4 separate regions of the Homo sapiens genome follow, and regions 2, 3 and 4 are each linked to region 1. A link is an interaction called in ENCODE POLR2A ChIA-PET data of the cell type or tissue named here. Cell type or tissue: GM12878. All regions are shown on one strand. Each heading gives the region's core, and the rest is flanking DNA. Links, peaks and the distances in the headings are about the cores only.

Evidence for each region. ChIA-PET counts read pairs that join two places held together with the same protein. Peaks named below come from ENCODE experiments on the same cell type or tissue, not always from the same donor. Only the 100,000 strongest peaks of a DNase experiment are listed, where the experiment ranks them.
Region 2: POLR2A ChIA-PET joins it to region 1 with 6 read pairs; 3 of 35 experiments call an interaction of 5 or more read pairs at or near these places.
Region 3: POLR2A ChIA-PET joins it to region 1 with 9 read pairs; 2 of 35 experiments call an interaction of 5 or more read pairs at or near these places.
Region 4: POLR2A ChIA-PET joins it to region 1 with 7 read pairs; 2 of 35 experiments call an interaction of 5 or more read pairs at or near these places.

Annotation. Positions count from the first base shown.
Region 1 is chr10:74,675,782-74,679,789 of GRCh38, reverse strand. All of the region lies in intron 10 of ADK (adenosine kinase), which reads right to left. Among named protein-coding and RNA genes, the nearest start is that of ADK-AS1, 150 kb to the right of the region's middle. In GM12878, for the core only: no CTCF peak of the experiment used is centred there; a DNase peak (open chromatin) is centred at 1,599; H3K27ac peaks cover 1,537 bases.
Region 2 is chr10:74,438,857-74,442,864 of GRCh38, reverse strand. All of the region lies in intron 6 of ADK (adenosine kinase), which reads right to left. Among named protein-coding and RNA genes, the nearest start is that of ADK-AS1, 88 kb to the left of the region's middle. In GM12878, for the core only: no CTCF peak of the experiment used is centred there; no DNase peak of the experiment used is centred there.
Region 3 is chr10:74,970,746-74,974,753 of GRCh38, reverse strand. It overlaps KAT6B (lysine acetyltransferase 6B), which reads right to left. Exons shown (of 18, transcript NM_012330.4): 7 at 2,115-2,247. Among named protein-coding and RNA genes, the nearest start is that of SNORD172, 49 kb to the left of the region's middle. In GM12878, for the core only: no CTCF peak of the experiment used is centred there; no DNase peak of the experiment used is centred there.
Region 4 is chr10:75,104,916-75,108,923 of GRCh38, reverse strand. DUSP13A (dual specificity phosphatase 13A) reads left to right here. Exons shown (of 3, transcript NM_001007271.3): 2 at 715-932; 3 at 3,056-3,255. The coding sequence ends at 3,255. It also overlaps a transcript of DUSP13B not described here and a transcript of SAMD8 not described here. Among named protein-coding and RNA genes, the nearest start is that of DUSP13A, 2.2 kb to the left of the region's middle. RefSeq lists enhancers at 2,333-2,382, 2,104-2,947, 3,793-4,008. In GM12878, for the core only: no CTCF peak of the experiment used is centred there; no DNase peak of the experiment used is centred there.

The DNA of each region.
Region 1 (4,008 bases), core at 656-3,155:
GGGTTTCATCATGTTGGTCAGGCTGGTCTCGAACTCCTGACCTCAAGTGATCCACCTGTCTCAGCCTCCCAAAGTGCTGGGATTACAGGTGTGAGCCCCTGCGCCTGGCCTATACTCATCTTCTTTATATGAAGAAGTGGGCCAGATATTAGAAAAGCCCAACATGAATGGCATTCACGTCATCAGTAATTTTTTACTGGCATTAAAAAAAAAAGGCCAAATAATTTTGTAGAATTTATGAAAAAATATGGTTGATCAGTGAATCCCAGACTTTGGGATTTCACAGAACATTGAAACTTGCCCAAAAGATTTTAGGGATAAACACAGAGCTGGCAAACTTTAATTCTGCTAGATAAGAACATTTTTAAAAAATCCACTATTACCAACATTATTCATAAAGAAAGAAAACTGAACTCCCTCAAAGTAGGAAGGGCAAGATTTAAAACTGAATACATTTAGTTTTATGGAAATTTACTTTCTTGCCCCTGCCTTTTTACATTTTGATACTGACTGATGAAAACTCTTATGTCATAGACTGGTACCAGTCGACAGACCAGTGTTTATAAAACCACTTTGGCTATTTCTCCTCCTTTAGAGAGGAAGCTAAGATGTTGTAGTAATAAAAGGGAGTATAGCAAAATGGCTAGGGCTAAGAACTTTGAGGCCAAATTTTGAGTTTGAATCTTAGCTTTCAATATGACCTTGGGCAAATTACTTAATCTCTCAACACTCTAAGGCCAGAGGAACTGTCCAGGTAAGCACAGGCCCAGCTGTCAACCCACAGATTTGTGGAGCTAAATAAATGAGTTGTTATTTTAGGTAACTAGGTTTTGAAAGTGGTTAGTTATGCAGTAAAAGCTAACTGATACATGTTGGATGTATCAGACAGGTAAAATTGACCAGATTCATTTAATAGCAGCTGAGAGAATTTTAGGATTCAAATTACTTCCAATTGGCTCACCAATATTCTAGGTCAGGGAACTAACACACATATATTTTGTTATGTCACAATTCTGTTTAAGAAAATGAACTTCAGAAATTTTACTTACTACATTTCCTGTGGACCTCTGCAACTAAATAAAAATTTCCATATCAACATCATTTTCTTAGAATAAATATTTCTCAATAATCATCAAATATAAGAAACCTAAGTTTCACATCTGAGCTTTGGAGTCTGATAGCCTACATGGTTCAGACTGTCTGTGTCTTATCCACATTCCCAGAAGATAAACTCCTTTCAATTCCATTATCTATTTACAATTGCTTCTAGATGAAGGCCATTCAGGATATTAGGTCTTTGAGGGAACATTTGCGTTGATGAGAAATTACAGGCTTCACTCTAAAATCATCCTGTATTTCACATGAACAAAGTGATTTCTCTCTCTCTTTTTTTAAATCATGGCTGGAGAGGATAATCTTTACATTTTTTTAACTAACGAAGGCTCAAATAATCATAGACAGTGTTTATGAAATTTGGTGCTGGTCTAGCTTCAGCTTGACTAAGACTCTGGATGTATAACACTAGTGTGGCATGTAATAAAGCATCCTATCACTGTGCAAGGGTATAGCTCTCTCTTGCTTTCTGTTGCATGAACCTGAACTACTATCTGTGGTGAATGTTTCATATCCTTTTTTTTTTTTTTTTTGTAGAGACAGGGTCTCCCCCTGTTGCCCAGACTGTAGTGCAGTGGCGTGACCTCAGCTCACTGCAGCCTCAACCTTTTGGGCTCAAGCTATCCTCCCACCTCAGCTTCTTGAGTAGTTGGGACTACAGGCACATGCCACCCTGCCTGGCTATTTTTTTTTTTTTTTTTTTTTTTTTTTGTAGAGACTGGGGTCTCACTGTGCTGTGCAGGCTGGTCTTGAAATCCCGGCCTCATGTGATCCTCCTGCCTCTGCCTCCCAAAGTGTTGGGATTACAGGTGTGAGCCACCATGCCTGGTCTGTTTCATATTCCTAATGACCAAGCCAATTTCACTGTTCATTTGATGGTTTTAAGAAAAATTTCTGTTCAAGAAATAAAACAGAGAAGATGTCCCATTAGAGCAGAAAGACAAGAAAAAGAGTTGTTGACATTGGGTTGTTTAGCAGTGGGCAGCTGTCATCTTGGTCACCATCAAGTAAATCCTCAGCAGATGTGGGTCATATGAAGGTTTTGGTTTTTGAGTGAAGAAGTCTGAGAAACAATATATTCAACACTTACCAAGTTGTCTTCTAGTCTTCTGAGATGGAGAGCAAAGGAAGGGGGTAGTGTAGAAAAAACAAATCCCAAGAATTCTGCACCACTTCTATGCATAGCACAATGAAGCAGCAATTAAGAAGAATGGGGAAGGAAGCTATAAATGTTTGGGACCAAAGAAACAAGGTGAGGATAGAAAATATGAAGATAATTAGAGAGTCTTCATGGTTCTCAGAAGTATAGATAGGTGCCACATGAAGAGGAAGTGGCATCCTTGTTCTGAAAAAACTCTTTAAAAATTTTTTGTAAACCAATGTTCTTTTCTAAACATGAATTAGAGAATGAAATTGTTTTTTGTTTGTTTTTGAGACAGGGTCTTGCTCTGTCACCCAGCCTGGAGTGCAGGGGTGCAATCACAGCTCACTGCAGCTTCGACCTCCCAGGCTCCAGCAATCCTCCCACCTCAGCCTCCGGAGTAGCTGGAACCACAGGCTTATGCCACCATGCCCAGCTAATTTTTTTATTTTTGGTAGAAATGGGGTTTTGCCACGTTGTCCAGGCTGGTCTTGAACTGCCGAGCTCAAGCTGTCCACCTGCCTTGGCCTCCCAAAGTGCTGGGATTACAGGTGTGAGCCACTGCTCCCAGCCTAGAGAATGTAATTAGTGTTCCTTTTTATTAGATGGGAAATAGGAGAATTATTTGCATTGTGATTGCTGAGTGGTTTTCAGAGTCATTTGCATATTATAGGTAATATTTTTAAGGGTAATACATTTTCTCTGCTGAAGCTGTTGTGAGGATTTTTAAAATAAAGAGTATTCTGGCTGGGGGTGGTGGCTCATGTCTGTAATCCCAAATGAATTGTCATTTTAATCAATTGTAATCCAGCACTTTGGGAGTCCTAGGCAGGAGGACTGCTTGAGGCCAAGAGTTTAAGACCAGACTGGGTAACAGAGTGAGACTCTGTCTCTACAAAAACATTTTTTAAAAACCCTGTAGTCCCAGCTACTCGGGAGACTGAGGTGGGAGGATGGCTTGAGCCCAGGAGTTTGAGGCTGCAGTGAGCTATGATTGTGCTGTTGCACTCCAGCCTAGGTGACAGAGTGAGACCCCATCTCCCCCTCCAAAAAAAGTATTATGAGTCAGCACAGTTACTTTATTATCATTCCAAATAAAATATTCTGGCCAGGTGCAGTGGCTCATACCTGTAAATCCAGCACTTTGGGAGGCTGAGGCAGGTGGATCACCTGAGGTCAGGAGTTCGAGACCAGCCTGGCCAACATGGCAAAACTCCATCTCTACTAAAAATACAAAAATTAGCCAGGCGTGATGGCGGATGCCTGTAATTCTAGCTATTTGGGAGGCTGAGGCAGGAGAATCACTTGAACCTGAAAGGCAGAGGTTGTAGTGAGCCGAGATTCTGTCACTGCACTCCAGCCTGGGCGACAGAGCAAGACTCCATCTCAAAACAAAAACGAAAACAAAACAAAAAAAACCAACAAAGTAAAATCTTCTAATCTATACGTGGCTTTTAACCATACTTAATGAAGGTGTTTTTTTTTTTTTTTAATTCTAAGAATGTTGGTTCTTGGGTGAAGTCTCTAGTCTTTTATCTGAGAGTTGTATATAAGTGCCTACACATAATCTGTCAAAGGTGTACTCACTTTCAGTCTAAAGATGATTTGTAGGTCCTGTCCATATTCCCACAGCTGCCATAAAACATATGACTAAATCATATTAGATTAACACAGGCTGGTATTGACAGCCCAGTGGGAACATATTGATTAGGTCCTCTTTCATGTTATTTGTTATGATTTTTCTTCTCAGTTTC
Region 2 (4,008 bases), core at 905-3,404, 240 kb after region 1:
TTGTTGCAAATGGCAGGATTTCCTTCTTTTTTAAGGTTGAACAGTACTCCACTGTTTATATATACATATACTTTCTTTATCCATTCATCTGTTGACAGACTCCTAGGGTATTTCCCTATTTTGACTATTGTGAATAATGCAGCTGAACACGGGAGTACAAATATCTCTTCAACATACTGATTTCATTTCCGTTTATTTAATTATTTATTTATTTCTTTAGAGATAGAGTCTCACTCTGTCGCCCAGGCTGGAGTGCAGTGGCATGTTCTCAGCTCGCTGCAACCTCCACCTCCTGGGTTTGAGCGATTCTCCTGCCGCAGCTTCCCAAGTAGCTGGGATTACAGGCATGTGCTACCACGCCCAGCTAATTTTTATATTTTTAGTACAGATGGGGTTTCATCATGTTGGCCAGGCCAGTCTCCAACTCCTGTCCTCAAGTGATCCGCCCACTTCGGCCTTCCACAGTGCTGGGATTACGGGCATGAGCCACCATGCCCGGCCGATCTCCTTTAGATTTATATCCAAAAATGAGATTGTTGGATTATATAGTAGTTCTGTTTTTAAAGGAACTTTCGTATTGTTTTTCATAATCTCTGTGCCAATTTACATTCCCGCTAACAAGGGATCCCTTTTTTCCACATGATTTTGACTTTTTGATAACAGTCACAAATTTAAGGTAGTATCTCATTGTGAGGGAGAGGAAAGTGGGGGTGGGGGAGTAATTTTTTTTTTCTTTTTTTAAAGAGATAGGGTCTTCCTATGTTGCCTAGGCTGGCCTTGAACCCCTGGGCTCAACTGATCCTCCTATCTCAGTCTCCTAAGTAGCTGGCACTATAGGTACGCACCACCACCACTGAACCCAGCTTCACTGTGGTCTTTTGATTTGTATTTCTTTGATGATTAGGGACACTGCACATGTTTTCATATACCTGGGTCATTTGTATGTCTTCTATGGAAAATGTCTATTCAGGTCCTGGGCTCATTTTTTAATCGGGTTTTCTGCTATTGAGTTGTATGAGTTCCTTACATATTTTGGATAATTAACCTTTTATCATATATGGGGTTTACAAATATTTTCTCCCATTCTGTGAGTTGCCTTTTCTTTTGTTGTCTCCTTTGCTGTGCAGAAACTTTTTGGTTTGATATAGATACAATTTTGTTTAATTTTGCTTTTGCTGCCTGTGCTTTTAGTGTCATACATAAAAAGTCATTGCAAGACCAGTGTCACGGAGCTTTTCTAATATGTTTTCTTCTGAGTTTTAAGGTCTCAGGTTTTATGTTTAAATCTTTAATCTGTTTTGAGTTCATTTTTGTGTCTCATGTAAAATAACAATCTAATTTTATTTATCCATTCAGCAGTTGATGAACATTTCAGTCATTTCTACCTTTTGACTATTATAATTAATGCTGCCATAAACATTCATATACACATTTTTGTGTAAACACAGGTTTTCATTTTTCTTTGGTATATATCTAAAAGTGGAATTGCTGGGTCATATGGTAACTCTGTGTTTAGCCTTTTGAGGAACTGCCAATATTTCCACCAGTGGTGCATGAGGGTTCCAAGTTCTCCACATCCTTGTCAACACTTGGTATTATGTCTTCTTGATTATAGACATCCTAGTGGGTGTTAAGATAAAGCTCACATGGTTATGCCACTGTCTGATGGCTAAGATTAGCATCTTTTCAAGTGCTTATTAAAACTCCTTGCTTTGTGTATATGTGTTTTCATAAAGTGGAGGTAAGGTCCTGAGTTCATAAAAACTAAGGTGGTGTTCATAAAATACTAAGGTGGTGAAATTACAGTTAGCTTGTTACTTTTTGGAACTTAGCTGAGGAGACCTTCACATATACTAAGGACTCATCACTCTTGTTTATATTACAATAGATCTTATTCTTCCTAGAAGATGGGTAGTTCACTAAAGACAGCACCCATGTTTTCTTCATCTTTGTATTGGTCACATTGCTTCACAGGATACGTATAGTAGGCAGCCTCAATGAATGCTGGTTAAATAAGTAAGTTTAACATCTGATGTCATATTACCTTTATAATGCCTCCCTAAGATATACAATGGAAGAATACTATTCAACCCTCTTTGGAAAAATGATAAGCATATACAATTATGCGCTGAATTGGTAGGGCCATTTGAAAACTCCAAATTTTCCAATCCCAAGTTTAGTTCTCAGTGTGCCTTTGACTAGGCCAGAGATTTTTCATGTTTAGATGATCTAAGTTTTAAAACATTAACATCTATAATAAAACAATATCTTTATTTTTATTTATGAACATAATGGTAGATCATTTATTTTAAACAAATAATAAGATATCTCATTAGGGTATGATAAAGCCTAACTTAATTTATTAATTGTAAAATAAGCATTCAGTGGAATCTTTTGTTCTTTTCAAGTATAAAAGGCACAACTGGGAATAACCTTATTTCTATAATCCTACAGTATGGGCTATGAATATAGGCTCTGGTATTAGAGGACCTGAGTTCCAGCCCAAATCTGTCACTTATCAGCCAGGTGAATTTTAGCCAATTATTTAACCTCTCTAACCTTGAGTTCCTGCATTTTTCAAATGGATAACAGAATTTAACTCAGAAGGCTACTGAGAGAACTAAATATGTAATGTATTACTATGTGGTAAGCTATTATTATTCAAGGAAATATTGTAAATATGTCCAATATGGAATCAATTTTCAAATAAAAAATTATTTAAACAATACTAAGCCACTAGGATTAGTCTAAATGCCTTAGCTTAGAGAGGAACCAGGAAATAGGGATAGGAAAAATATATTATAGCTTTTGAATTATATATTATTTGTATGTACTATATACTTAAAATAATCAACTAAGTTTAATTATTAACTATTAAGAGAAATACCTTATTATAAGAAAACTATTTCTACATTATAAGTTGTAAGGAGAAATTATATAACCTAATAACAGGGGCTTCTAAAATGAAGCATATATGCCTACTAGAAATTATGTTAGTCTATATGTTAAAATTAAACCAAGTTGGTTTATAAGGAAAATCTGTGATTATTTCAAATTGAGACAATAATTTAAACATTAAAATAACATAAAATGATTTAACATTAGATATTTAATTATATGTGATATCCCTAGAATGTTTGCTTGATTTATCGTATATTATAAAATGTATATTCAGGAAAATATTTGCTGATTTAACTAATCATTTTCAATATAAAGGTGAACTTTCTTTTGGAAGCCAAGACAGATTATAATCCATTAATATATCTTTCAACAAAAAGGATGAAATCTTCCACTGGGTAGGCTGATAAACTCTTTTGTGTCAAAACTAAGCCTCTTTATCATGATAACCCAGAATAATGGTCGGCTGCTCTAGGCACTTTATCTACTTTACAGATGAAAAATCAGTTCTACTTTCATGGAATTAGATTAATGCCATAACAGGAAATACTTCTGGGGCTGAACTTGCTTCATGTCTTCAAAGCTGCCTGTAAATTTAAAGTACTTCCTGAACTCAAAAGATAAGACAGGGAAGGAAAAAGAAAAACAGTACAGTGACCCTTTTACTGAAGGAAAATATTGCTTCCTGAAAAAGATGTTGAAAGCTACTTGCTAAGGGCATTATGCTCTAGAAAGCCTAGGGCAAGTCTCTTTCAGTGGAACATAAGGGTTCTGGTCATATATCAGACAGTTGCTATAAATCTGTTCTTTCTATAATCCTTTTTGATAAACTTTAAGTCTTCCCAGTGAAAGCTAAAGTAATAACTTTCTCACCTTTTAGTACACACAGAATTGCTTACTCTTTTACATATGACATTTTATGAAGGATTACAGTTTTACACATTTGGAAAAACGCTGACTACAAACTCTAGAATTAAATTTTGGTTCAGAATGTAGATAAAGGCAGCCAATTCAGTTGACACCTTATCAGGTAGTCTAACGTAAAAAATAGGCCACATTATCTAGAACATATAAAAGAGTTTTTTGAATGGTGATGATACTGAAGATGAT
Region 3 (4,008 bases), core at 734-3,233, 290 kb before region 1:
AGCAAAAAACTGAAGAAATGATTAAAGAAAAGCTACAGCGGGTCAGACATGACATGGAGAGTCTGGTGAAGAAGCGGCACATTTACCATGGTCATTATCAGACACTTGGCGTCAGAATCTTTGTACCCTGGTTCTGCCCATACTGTTGAGTAGTTCTAGAAACTAGAGGTCACTCGCTAACACAGCTGCTTACATGAACAGCGGCCGACTGTCTTCACCTCAGGCTAGGGTTTGCGAAGCTACCCATTTTGTAGCAGAGTTTTATACAATAGAGAAACATTTGCAGATGAATTATGACAATGCTGGGGCCCAAGAATGTACTTTCAAAATGATCAATTTAGCTAAAGGTGAATAATGACAAAATGAAAGCCTTAAAAAGATACAATACTGAATTATAAAAATATCTTAAGTAATTACAAATACAAGAGTATATTTTAGTGATCATCTTGTATACAAAGATTTAATGACCAGATTTCAGCTGTTAGTTGAAGGGGAGGTAGGTGCAGCTACCAGGCTCATCTGAGGTGGCTCTACTGCCAGGGACTCTGCCTGGCACCACCAATTCAGCCAAGTCAGGTGAACGCTAGAGATCTCTAGTGTCACTAGAGACACAGTGAGAGTTACCAACAAGGAACTCATCCAGGCAAAAATGTTTCACATCAGAAAGCTGCATTTGGATTGTATCTGGAATCGATTGCCCAGAAAGGATAATATGCTTATAAAGCATGTAAAAAGGAAAACTCCCTAGACTGTCTTAAAAATTCCTAAGCTCAAAGGACAATTTTGGACAAACAAAAAGTTAGGATTGGTGCCAGATGCAATTTTCAGCTGTGTCCTCTGTTTAGAAAGTTTATATCCTAATTTGGTTTTTTTAATTGGGCCCTGAGGATATGGACCCATGTTGGGAACAATGCTTACACAGGATGAATGCAAAAACATATAATTTCTACTTCAAATGATACTACCATGAAAGATTTTATTCATAAATGTTTCATGTTTGCCTCTAGAAATTTTTTCAAAATCTATTGAAAATGTCTACTGGTTAAAGGGTTTTTGCAAAGTTTCATAGAAAACTCTAGAAAGGAGCCTGCATTTCTTACTTCTTCTTAGGAGATAAAGGTGCGGGAGAATACTATTTTTCTGAGAGCAAATAAGATAGTGAGAGCAGCTTCAGATAAAATTAGGGGAAAAGGAGTAAGCAAGGGAGTGAGATTCTTGGAGTCTGTTCAAGGTGTGTGCAGAGCATGTATTCTTTCTCCATCACAATGACCCTTTCACTAAGCCTGAAAAGATGGTGGTAGTCTGTTGGTAGAACTGCTATAGATGTGCAAGTCTACTGATCCCATTCGTAAACACCTTAATGCTGATAGTCAAATCTATACTCTACACAGGTTAAAATAAATTCATTTCACCTCTTATCTTTTCTCTGCTTTTCCAACTAACTCCTGCTAAATGCTCTACTGGGCTTTAATGGCAATTATACAGCAACAAGATAGTGAAAATGGGGTTATCATAGTAGATTTCCAGGCCACTGCGAATATATTATTTTATATATATGTCTGCACTAGTGCAGTTGTCAAATAGTTCTGTCTAACTCTTCAGAGGTAAGTGGTCATCTGCAGGTTTTTCAGAAGCTCCTATTTCATAAAAGAGATCTTAAAAAGTGGTAATGCTACATTACTATCAGAAGAGAGAGGTATTTTTCTAAAATGTTATCTGGAGTGACAAAAGAGATTTGCTATAGACATGGACAAATCCCTCTCGTTTTAAAATTCCTATGAAAATATTTACATAATTAAGCTCTAATGCTCAGCCAGTAATAAAGTAGGCTGAATGACTGTTTCCAATTCTTACATTCTGCTTCCATCCTGCTGCTTGAAAAATGTCACTTAGTATCACAGCTACTGCCAACAGAAGACCCCAAAATGCCAATGGTAATTAAAAATGTTATTTTCAAAAAATTTCCACAGCTTATGCAAAAGGAAAAGTATTTTTCAACCCTTGAGTTTGAAAAAATGATGCCAAAAAACCCCTAAAGGAATCTGAGAGAATAACAATCACCTATATTTTAAAGCAAAACATAAATGATTTCTTTTGATAAGATCTCAACCTACAACAATCGTTGCTTTAATTTATTTTTCGGTCGTCCAATGGGTTTTGCATATCGTCGTTTTATTTGTGCAGCTTTCTCATGAAGTAGTTTTCTTCCCTTTTTCTTTGGTCTGCAGACTTGGCAAATCCACATCCCTGAATTAATATATATATGAGAAAAATATTTTAATGTTTCATTTTAAGAGAAGATATTAAATATAAGTTGTAGCTGTAATAAGCTGCTCAAGGATGCCTGTATGCTGAACTTTACTCCAAAAAATGCGTCATTCCCTTTGTCATTTTCCTTAGGAAGCCATCACTAAGGTCAATTTCCCTGGAGTGAAGGTGGTGAGGGCAGAGGTGGCCCCTCTCTCAGAATCCTTCCATGAAGCTGTTCCCAACATGTCATTAAGCCTCTCACCAACACATAAACACACATGAAAACTCGCCCCTGTCAGATATTATATCTTTTGATTTGAGGGAGACATTTTCAAATCAGTCCATTTTTGGAATTTCTAGAAGAAAAAAAAATTGTCTTATCATCTCTTTCTGGAAAGTTCCAACACTAAAAAAAAATTATCAGTATAAAATATAATTTTAAAATTTAAATAAAAGTTTTGAGTACTGCAGAACTACAATGATTCAAACTATACATCTAGCATAGAGAAATAGGTCAATGGATAAGAATGGAAAGACCAGAACAACCAAAGCCTACAGAAAAGTTTAGCATATCAAAAGGTCATATTTTAAATCAGTGGAGAAAGGATGAAATGATTCAATAAGCATGATAGAACAAATAGCTATCTATCTGGAAGAGGAATTATTTCCTATCCTTTACAAGAATAAATTCTAGACAGATGAATATTGTAATATGAAAAAATAAAATGTTATAAGTACCAGGAAAGATATGTGGATATTTATATAATCTAAGCATGACTGACATTTAAAACTGAAGCCATAAATAAAAAGATTCATGAATATGACTACACACAAAAAAAGAGCTTCTGCAAATCAGGAAGAAAAAGGTAAAAATCCCAAGAGAAAAATGATTAATGGATAAAAAGAGGTACTTTAGAAAAGATGATATACAAACAGCCAAGAATAAAACACAAGAAATGTTCAATCTGACTACTTAAAAAGAAATAATCAGACATATTTCTATTATCAAACTGGTAAAATTTTAAAAATAATAATACTCTAATCAAATCTAAGATACTGTATGATGCATCTGACTTCAAAAATATTAAAACATTAAAAAAATGTGTCTTAGACTCAAGGAGATATAGTAACGGTGAGTACTGGTCACAATACAGGAAAATAGGTATCCTTCTATACTGCTGGACAGCCTGAAAACTGATACAGCCTTTCATGTATCTAGCCTTTGATCCAACAGTTCCTCCTCTAGGAATTTATTTCAAGGAAATAATTGTGGATGGAAAAAATTGGAAACATTTGTAATATCCACCCTAAGGGACTGGTTAAATAAATTAGAGTTCATTTATATAGAGGGTTGGAAAATCAAATACCTCCAGGAAGGACCTAGATTGTATAATGTATGTGACTGAAGCAAATTGGAACGTAAGACAGCAGGGAGTAGTGAGATTGTGGCAAACTGGAGCACACACGCACCACCCAGAGGACTCAGATTCAAACTTGTAAAAATATTGTACCAACAAAGCATATCTGTGACCCATAGTTGCCAGGTTTGTAATCCCTGCTCTATACTATGGAGTTCTACATACTTATTAAAAACTATGTTTAGGAGAATATTTAATGATGTAGGGGATGCTTATAATCTATTAAGAGGGAGGAAAAAGTACATTACAAAAACATGTACAGAATGTTCCATTTCCCTTCAAAGGGTATGTGAAGGCAGAGAAGGAAATTTCCAATTCATTTTTATTTTTATTCCTTTTT
Region 4 (4,008 bases), core at 790-3,289, 430 kb before region 1:
ACAAGGAGAAATAGCTCTGCTCTGACCATCCCAGGCCAGGGACCTTCTCCAGGACCCCCGGGGGTGCTGAGGTCAGTGCAGTGACCAGGTATGGCCACCAGGGAGAGCAGGGACTTCGCCTGCCTGAAAGCAGGGAGTCTCCCAGGAGTTCCAGGAAACATTTCCAGGACAACTGTCAAGTGTAGAGGCAGAGGCCCAGGAAATAGTATTTGGGGCATGAGATAAGGTAGACAGAGAGCCCCCTGTTTCTGGGCCCAGCCTCCCTCCTCTGGATACAGACGGTGGAGAAGCCTGACTGAAGGTGAATCAGAGAAGGTGTTGCCTCTAAACATTTGTAGGTTAGAAGCAGGTATGAGGTGGTAGCCAGTAGAGGACGGATATGCGTGGGAGGACATGGGGCAAGAAGGGAGGGGCAGCCAGGTTCCAGGGCTGAAGCAATCCCTTCCTTCCTGTCCTGGCCAAGGCAGGGACAGATGCATTGAGGAAGCAAAGAGGGTCTAAAGATCCCCCGACACACACACCGCCGGCTCAGCCACCAGAAAGTGCGGGGCTCTGGGTATAGGGCTGTGGAGTCAGACCCCACTTGGAGCTTGCTGGGGTTGGACTCTCTTTGGACCCTAATGGCTCGGTCCCTCTGCAGCAGGGGGCCAGGCACAGCCTCCCTCCTGGTCCCATGGCTTGGCCGGCATCAAGTGCCCTTCCTGCCCTCCCCAGGGCCACGGCAAACAACCGCTTTGAGCTGTGGAAGCTGGGCATCACCCACGTGCTGAACGCCGCCCACAAGGGCCTCTACTGTCAGGGCGGCCCTGACTTCTACGGCAGCAGTGTGAGCTACCTGGGGGTGCCAGCCCACGACCTCCCTGATTTTGACATCAGTGCCTACTTCTCCTCTGCGGCTGACTTCATCCACCGTGCCCTCAACACGCCTGGGGGTAGGACTTGGGGTCCAAGCCCATATCCCATCTTGCTCATTCATGGGGAGGATGCCTCATTTCCTCTCAGTCATCAGTGCCCTCCCATCCCTGCTTTTTAAAAATCCTCTGCTTAGGCCGTGTGTGGTGGCTCATGCTTGTAATCCTAGCACTTTGGGAGGCCGAGGTGGGTGGATCGCCTGAGGTCAGGAGTTCAAGACCAGCCTGGCCAACACGGTGAAACCTCGTCTCTACTAAAAATACAAATATTAGCCGGGCATGGTGGCACCCACCTATAATCTCAGCTACTCTGGAGGCTGAGGCAGGAGAATTGCTTGAACATGGGGGGCGGAGGTTGCAGTGAGCCGAGATCATGCCACTTCACTCTAGCCTGGGCAAAAGGGCGAAACTCCATCCCCCCCCGCCAAAAAAAAGTCCTCTGCTTAGTGCTCCAGCATTTTGTCGAACCCGATTCCTTCCCAGATGGGGAAACTGAGGCCTGGAATACAAGGTCATGCCATGAGTTAGGAGCAACCCTGAGGCTGAAAGCCATTTCTCCCAAACAGCAGAACAGCTCTTTCTCTGCAACACTCAACTTTGGGAAAGCACCATTTGGTACCTAGATGTCTGCCCCAAAGTACTTTTTTTCTCCTTTTTTTTTTTTTTCTGAGACAGAGTCTCAGTGCTACCCAAGCTGGAGTGCAGTGGCGCGATCTCTGCTCCTCCGCCTCCTGGGTTCAACCTCTGCCTCTGGGCTTCAAGCAATTTTCGTGTCTCAGCCTCCCAAGTAGCTGGGACTACAGGCATCCGCCACCATACCCGGCTAATTTTTGTATTTTAGCAGAGACAGGGTTTCACCATGTTGGCGAGGCTGGTCTCGAACTCCTAACCTCAAGTGATCTGTCTGCCTCGGCCTCCCAAAGTGCTGGGATTATAGGCATGAGCCACCGCACCCGGCCCCCAAAGTACTTTTAACTAGAAAAGAAATATATCTTCAAATACTCAGGATACAGCATAGGAGCCCAGGGAGGCTGGTGTCCTGGCTTTGTGTCCATCCTAGAAGACAGCTGTGTCCCTCACTGTGTGACCCTGGGCAAGCCAGTGTCCCTTTCTGGACTTCAGTTTCCTCATCTATGTGACAGGAATGACAAGATTACAGCTCACATGACTTTTTAGTATCCAACACACTTTGACATTCTTTTGCTATTTATCCATTCATTCACCAGCTATTTACTGAGTATCCACTACGTGCCTGGCACTGAGCTAAATACTGGGAATCCAGACTTTAAGAAGCAGGATCCCTGCCCTCTTGGAACTGGTGGAAAGACAGCCAAATTGCGAATAGTATAGTGAGAGCTACTCATAAGAGTGGGCCAGTGTGGAGGGCTCTGGGAGCACACGGCGGGGGTGCTAAGCCCAGAGGATCGGGAAGGTGGGGGGACTTCCCTCTACAAAGGTATCCATGGGTAATATGCAAAAAAGATGAGCTGCTTTGTGATTCAAGCAATACTTTGAGCGGTCAAGAAAGCCTGTGGAGGAAGCCGTGTCTCAGCCAAAACCTGGTGGATGAGTAGTGGAAGTTAGTCAGACCGAGACCAGGGGAAACAATTTGCAGGTATTTGGAATAGCATGTGGTAAGGCTGGAGGTCAGAAACCATGGCAGCCTCAAGGAACTGCAAGTTCCTCCATGTTTCTCGAGCTGAAGGTGGGGGAGGGACAATCTGAGATGAGGCGACAGGGGCCAGCTCTTGAAGTGTTAAAAAGGTTTGGAGGCCAGGAGCGGTGTCTCACGCCTGTAATCCCAACACTTTGGGAGGCCAAGGTGGGAGAATCACTTAAGTTCAGGAGTTCAAGACCAGCCTGGGCAACATAGTGAGACTTTGTCTCTACTAAAAAAAAAAAAAAAAAAAAGAAAAGAAAGAAAAGAAAAAAGAAATTCGGACCCTATCCCAAGGGTAGGCAGAACAGGTGTTGATCTACCCATTTTACCGATCAGGAAACTGAGGTCCATAAAGGCTGAGTGACTTGCTCAGGATCACAGAGTGCACCCAAGGCAGGGTCAGGAAAGGAACTTGGGTCCCCATCCCAGCCCGTGGGTGGGCCGGTGTGTGGGACAGGGTTTTTCACCAGGATGTCTTCCTCAGCCAAGGTCCTGGTGCACTGTGTGGTGGGCGTGAGCCGCTCTGCCACGCTGGTCCTGGCCTACCTCATGCTGCACCAGCGGCTGTCCCTGCGCCAGGCGGTGATCACCGTGAGGCAGCACCGATGGGTCTTCCCCAACCGAGGCTTCCTGCACCAGCTCTGCAGGCTGGACCAGCAACTGCGGGGTGCCGGCCAGAGCTGAGGGGCCAGGTGAGGCCTCAGGGGGCAAAGCTGGATGTGGTTGGCCGGAAGAGGCCAGGTGAGGGCCTAGGCTGCAGACATAGGATTGGATTCTTCCAGGATTGGTTGGCAGGGCTGTGTGTGGCTGGAAGTGAGGATTAAAGGGGGCCTGGCCCTCTCTCCAAACTGCTGGGTTCCCTTAACCTACCCAGGGTCTCACCCAAGGGCCTGGCCTAGGCAATTCTCCTGTAGGACCCCCAACCCATATCCCCCACCCCACCTGGATCCTTCAGACCCCAAAGAGAAGAGAAGGACTAGGATGCGAGGGTGTGGAAAGCATAAAATGGAAGAGGGGAGACTTTCCTACCTGGTCTTGGGGCCAACCTGCCCTGCCTCAGCTGAAAGCCTGTGGGGGCTCCCCTAAATCTCACTGAGGCATCTGCACAGCCAGCCTGGACCCTCCTGAACCTCCACATCCCCTTCCCCCTAGGTCTGGACCCCAGGTACAGTGCCACAGAGAAAACTTTCCAGGCTTAGCTAATTCTCATCAGTGAGCTAAGGCCAGGCCTCCACGGTGGCTCCCCACCCAGCAGGGCCTGCCTCCACCTCTGCTTCCTCTACAACTCCTTGCCTGTCTCGCCTCAAGCCTGTCTTTGGCTGTCCCTACCACCCCATGCCACAGACGGGCTGCCATTTGGGGGTGGGTGACTGGCCTGGGCATGCTTGGGAGCTGGAACAGCAGTAGCTTTTTCCTCCCAGAAACCTCCCAGGGCAG